Linked DNA regions of Homo sapiens: region 1 is linked to region 2. Evidence: chromatin loops called from intact Hi-C (ENCODE). Cell type or tissue: PC-3. All regions are shown on one strand. Links, peaks and the distances in the headings refer to the core of each region. The heading gives the core; the rest is flanking DNA.

The links. A loop is a pair of places that touch in the nucleus more often than their neighbours do. Peaks named below come from ENCODE experiments on the same cell type or tissue, not always from the same donor. Only the 100,000 strongest peaks of a DNase experiment are listed, where the experiment ranks them.
Region 1: a loop joins it to region 2, with 6 times the contacts of the local background. A loop is called at or near these places in 1 of 110 quality-filtered maps.

What each region holds. Positions count from the first base shown.
Region 1 is chr3:120,621,983-120,624,898 of GRCh38, reverse strand. No RefSeq gene overlaps it. Among named protein-coding and RNA genes, the nearest start is that of NDUFB4, 27 kb to the right of the region's middle. In PC-3, for the core only: a CTCF peak has its summit at 1,704 (motif pointing left); DNase peaks (open chromatin) are centred at 1,318 and 1,708; H3K4me3 peaks cover 892 bases; H3K27ac peaks cover 2,189 bases.
Region 2 is chr3:120,692,086-120,695,001 of GRCh38, reverse strand. It overlaps RABL3 (RAB, member of RAS oncogene family like 3), which reads left to right. Exons shown (of 8, transcript NM_173825.5): 6 at 778-849. Among named protein-coding and RNA genes, the nearest start is that of HGD, 11 kb to the right of the region's middle. In PC-3, for the core only: no CTCF peak of the experiment used is centred there; a DNase peak (open chromatin) is centred at 1,401; H3K27ac peaks cover 936 bases.

The DNA of each region.
Region 1 (2,916 bases), core at 311-2,810, 70 kb after region 2:
CCTGTATCATTTTCTTAATTCCGTTTTCTAAGATGCCTTCCTCTACCATGCTCCCCAAGAAATATGCCATCTCTTTGCTTAGAAATAGAAAACCTTAAAGAACAGAAAGCACCCTGATTAAGTTTCTTCCAATGACAGGAGAATTTTCTGCCAGATCCCCTTGGCATCTCTCTCTCTCTCTCTCTCCATATATATATATACACATATATATACACATATATATATATACACATATATATACATATATACATATATATATACATATATATACATATATATACACATGTATATATATATATATATTTTGTTAGAGAGGGTGCAATAACAGCCACCTTCTTTCTTTCTTTCTCAGAGATGTCTTTCACAGCCCAGACTACTAGCAATGGCTCAGGACTAATGGTGCTCAACAGAAGCAATTTTGTCCTTCCCACCCCAAGACATCTGGCAAAGTCTAGAGACATTTTTTGTTGTCACAACTGGGGAGGGTGCTCCTGGCATCTAGTCAGTAAAGTCTAGACGTTCTGATAAACTTTCCACAATGCCCAAGACAATCTCCCACAACAAAGAACTACGTAGTGCTGAATGCCCATAGCACTGAGGTTCAGAAACCCTCCTCTAGAAACAGTGGTTCTCAAGTTCATCTGTGCATTGGATCTTTTGACAACTCCATAACTCACAGTGCCCAGAGCATGCCTCAGATCAACCAAATAGAAACACTAGGGATGAGACCCAAATATGATAATTTTTTTGAAACTCCTCAGGTGATTCCAGTGCACAGGCAAGGATGAGGACCATTGTTTTAGGAATTTCAAATCAGTATCCAAAACACCCTCTATTTCCAACCTCAGATCCTGGTCCAACTCAGGGACTGGTTTTGTTTTATTTATTTTTCAGGGACAGGGGTCTCACTATGTTGTCCAGGCTAGCCTCAAATTTCTGGGCTCAAACAATCCTCCTGCCTCAGCCTCCCAAGCAGCTGGGACTACAGGCATGTGCCACCAGGCCCAGCCATATCAGGGTTTCTTAAGGTGTACAGAAAGGAGGTGAAAAATCCCTGAGGCTCCCAACATTTGAGTAACATAATGGGATGAGCTGAGGTATAGAGTGAGGGATTGCCCTTCAGGGCAGTGTTAGATATGAGTTCTAAATTTCTTTTCAAAGAATCAATATGTCAGTATGTTCAATTCTTTGCCTTCTACTTTTAAACTTAACTTTCTTGTAAAGCAACTTTTTTAATTACCTGCTCCACCCTGACTCATGCCGATTATCTACTCTGCCCTGACTCATTCCAATTACATGCTCTGTCATAACCATTTTTCCCGACGAACCACTCACCCCTTCAGTCTGTTTAGATTAGCCAGTCGTAATTAGTTTAGCCTGTGTGATCTAACCCTAGCCAATAGGGGAATGACACAGCAGCAGGGGCCACATGCGTCAGGGATAAGAACCCCTTCCCCTCCCTTGTCCAAGTGTGTGCTCACCATTGCTCCATCTGTAAGGGCGCACCCTTCTATATAAGTAACTTGCCTTGCTGAGAATTAAAAAGAAAATGTTATATCTGAGTGCTATTTCTTTTGCAGCACCAAAACTTTATTTATAACAATTTGGGGGCTCATCCGGGATTACATTCCACTCTGGGGGCAGTCTCTGGTTCTCTCTCATGAGGAGGCATGCCCCGCCCCCTTGTGGTGGCCTCAGGGGTGAGAAATCAAGACTCACCCAGTGCAAGGAATAACCTGAGCTCTCAGCAACATGGGAAAAAAAAAAAAACTGGCCCACAACCTAGCTTAAAGGATCCTCACATACTGCGACAATGACTCTGTGCACAGACCAAGGAAGGAGAAGCCACAGGAGCTGGTAAAGTATTTCCTTGGTGGTCGAGACTAAGGAAAAAGCTGCGAGGCGGTAAATCATTCCTTGGTTAGGACATACCAAGTAGAGAGAAACTGCAGGGGCAGTAAAGCATTCCTTAGTTAGGACTAGGGAAAGAAAGCCACAGGGGGCAGTGAAGTATTCCTTAGTTGGGAAGCCTTGGAGGTTAAAAAGACGTGAGAAATCCCCATGATGGGGAGGTTGAACCTCAAAAAGAGGTAAGAAATCCCCATGAGGGAGGGTTAAACCTCAAAAAGAGGTGAGAAATACCCATGGGGGGATTGAACCTCAAAAAGAGGTGAGAAATACCCATGGGGGGGGTTGAACCTCAAAAAGAGGTAAGAAATCCCCATGGGGGGGCTGAACCTCTAAAAGAGGTGAGAAATCCCCATAAGTGGGGGGTTGAACCTCAAAAAGAGGTGAGAAATCCCCCATGGTGGGGGTTGAACCTCAAAAAGAGATGAGAAATCCCCATGGGGGACGTTGAACCTCAAAAAGAGGTGAGAAATCCTGATGGGGGGAATTGAACCTCACACAAACCTCCGGTAGTAAGAAAAATATTCAGAACTCCCCTTTCCTTTCTTCTTGGGGGAAGAAAGAGTAGCTCCACTCCTGCCAGTCCCTCCTCCAGGGGAAGGGGAAGGAGACTGGAGAACAGCAGCCTAAGCAGCTGGCAGAGGCAGGGAAAGAACAGCAGAGAGGAAAGAGGGAGAGAGAGAAAGTGGGGGGGAGAGAGAGAGAGAAAAGAGAGAGAGAGAAAAAAAGAGAGGGGAAAGAGAGACAGAGAAAGGGGAAAGGGGGGAAGAGAGAGGGGAAAGGGGGGAAGAGAGAGAGGGGAGAGAGAGAGAGAAAAGAGAGAGAGAAAAAAGAGGGGAAAGAGCGACAGAGAAAGGGGAAAGGGGGGAAGAGAGAGAGGGGAAGGGGGGAAGAGAGAGAGGGGAAAGAGAGAGAAAGGCAGAGAGAGAGGAAGAGACAGAGACAAAGAGGGAGTCAAAGAGAGAGAGAGAAAGAGAGAGGGAGAGAAAGAGAGGAAGAGACAGAGAC
Region 2 (2,916 bases), core at 181-2,680:
AGGTCACAAGTCAATGGTGACAAGCAAAAAAAAAAAAAAACAGCTAGACTGGAATTCCAGCGGATAGTAGGCCTTTTAAGGTTTTAAAGTTATTGTAATGATTAATGTTCCAGATCGTTTTGTCCCTTCTGGGCCCATTTTTTTTCCCTATAATAAAATTCCATCAAAGAGTAGTAATATATCTTTATTATCAAACAATAGTAGTAGATGTTTATTACCAAAAATAATATATCTTTGTGGCCTACCAAAAGATGTAGTACCTTGCATCTAAAGAGAAATCCTTGGCAATTGTTCTGTTTGTTCTTTGCACCTCTAAATCCTTATTTTCTTGCTTTCTCCGATTCATATGAACTGCATAGTACTAAATTAGTTGAGCACTGGTGATTAACTAGTACTAAAAGTGAAATGCTTACTGTTTTTCATGGCTCTCTCTCTCTGGTTTTCGGGGTAAATGTAGGTAGGTCACTCCAGTAGTACCTTGGTTTTGATATTAGTAAAATATTAGTAATCTTGTCTTCCTCTATGAATTATTTGATGATGAATACACTGATTTGGTATACTCTAAAATTGTTTAAATTACAAAGATTAAGTGACCTTATTTTCCTTTAATACTTTCCTCCTTTGTGCACCATAATTTGAAAATTATTTGAATATTTTGTGAGAGTATTGTGCCTAATAGTATTATGCCTACAGAAATATGCAACAGGATAAGTTATGAATAGCAACGAGCTTGGGTTTCCTAACTTTCAATTGTGGATCTTATGTTTTATCTTCTAGGACTGCACAAATCCACGGTACTTAGCTGCAGGTTCTTCCAATGCTGTCAAGCTCAGTAGGTTTTTTGATAAGGTAATGGTTTCAATTAAGTTATTTTTAAACTTAATTTATATATTATGAGAGTTTAAAATTTTTTTGTAGAATCCTATGACCTTTATTTTTTTGTCCAAAACTTCACAGCCTGGAATAATCCTTGTTTTGATCTCTCTTATCTGTTGGTATAATTGCCCAAGGCCTGCTGACGTATTTATTCCATCACCAGTGTTCTCTAAGTAAAGGGCAAAAGCTACTGGATTTAAATGGGGGTTTTAAAAAGATATCTAATTCCTCTCTTTAAAAGAATTTCTACTTACCCATTTTCTAGCTCTTTTTTTCACTTATTCACCCTCCCACCCCCATAAAGGCACTGAACTGAGGAGATTCTGCTTAAAGCCCTGAGTTCTTTTTGCTCTCCTAGCTGTTAATATTCTCTACATAAATGTTACTGTTACCTTTTAAGGTAATGTCTTCTTGATTTCCTAGTGTTTCCCTCTCAGAAATATTTGCATTCCAATTATTGACTCTCTGCTAACATTGTTTTATTGTCCTCAGCTGGAAGGAAAATGTAGAATGACTCAGCATACTGGTAAATTAGAGCACTCTTTGTCTTTCCTTCACAAAGCCATACAACTTTATTGCACATAGTATTGACCAAGTTTAAGTTGTTTGTCCAATGCTCACATTGCATAGTAAGGTAAAACAGGATGTCTTTCTGCATGTATTATTGAAAAAGGTTAATTCCTGTGTTATATTTCTTTTTAAGTGACATCTCCTAAGAAAATCATCTTCCCCATAGCTCTTCTTTATCAATCATTTTTTTCTTTTAACTATTTAGGGATTTAATAATTGGCCCTTTTGTTCAGCATTGGATAAGCCCCACCTTTAGATAATTTGGGATTTAATATTTGGCCTTTTTATCAGCACTAGATAAGCTCCAGCACCCTCCTCGATTAATATTAGGCCACTAGGAAAATTTTGCTTCACTGCAAAACTTCTTAACTGATATGTGGGAAATAGGGTACAGATGTGCCTAGATGCTGATTTCCCTCAGTTCTCAGAGCAGCCAGGGTCCTCAGGGTGGGGGGGTTGGGTGATTGGCAACCGCTTCCATTTTCTCCAGTGTGCTATACAAATATTAGCATTTTCTACGTGTGCCATGACATGAAAAATGTTGTGCAGCACTGCAAGGAGCCAGATTTTTTGCCCACATTGTTTTCAAACTTAAAATATAAGAATTTCCATTTGGTTTAGATCTATGGCCCCATCAATACAAAATTCTGTCCCTTATGAGCAACATCTTATAGATCTGCCCTGACCTGGAAAGATCCCACAGTATGTTGTTTAAATTTAAAATTTTATTAGTTCTAAAATTAAAAAATAAGATATACTAAATTACATCCTAGAGAAACTGGGTTATTGATTGGTATAATCCGAGTTGTCAGGCAAGGCTTTATTTTTTAAAAAATCAGGAGTACACATTGCAAGTCAGGGGTAAAGAATTATGACCAAAACCAAAAAGGTAACTTCTCTTTTATTGCCTGAATCACAACAAAATGTATGTGGGTTAGGAGGTTGGCCAGACCTCCAGACTGAGGTGGTTGCCTGAAACCAAAGGAGCTGACAACCAGATTTCACCCAGTTTTCTATACATCAGTTCTTCCAGAATTTAGCATAAAGATTTATTCTCCAGCCGGGCACGGTGCCTCACGCCTGTAATCCCAATACTTTGGGAGGCCGAGGCGGGCAGATGACGAGGTCAGGAGATCAAGACCATCATGGCTAGCATGGTGAAACCCCATCTCTAGTAAAAATACAAAAAATTAGCTGAGTGTGGTGGCGGGCGCCTGTAGTCCCAGCTACTCAGGAGGCTGAGGCAGGAGAATGGCGTGAACCCAGGAGGTGGAGCTTGCAGTGAGCCGAGATCGCACCACTGCACTCCAGCCTGGGTGACAGAGCAGGACTCCATCTGAAACAAACAAAAAAAAAAGATTTCTTCTCCAAAAGGAAGTCTAACTCCTTCTCCAGCCTCTTTCAACTAGTAGTAATTCCTCACGCTCCAGAATAATCAGATTTTCCTGTCCTGCCATAGAGAGGAAAGGG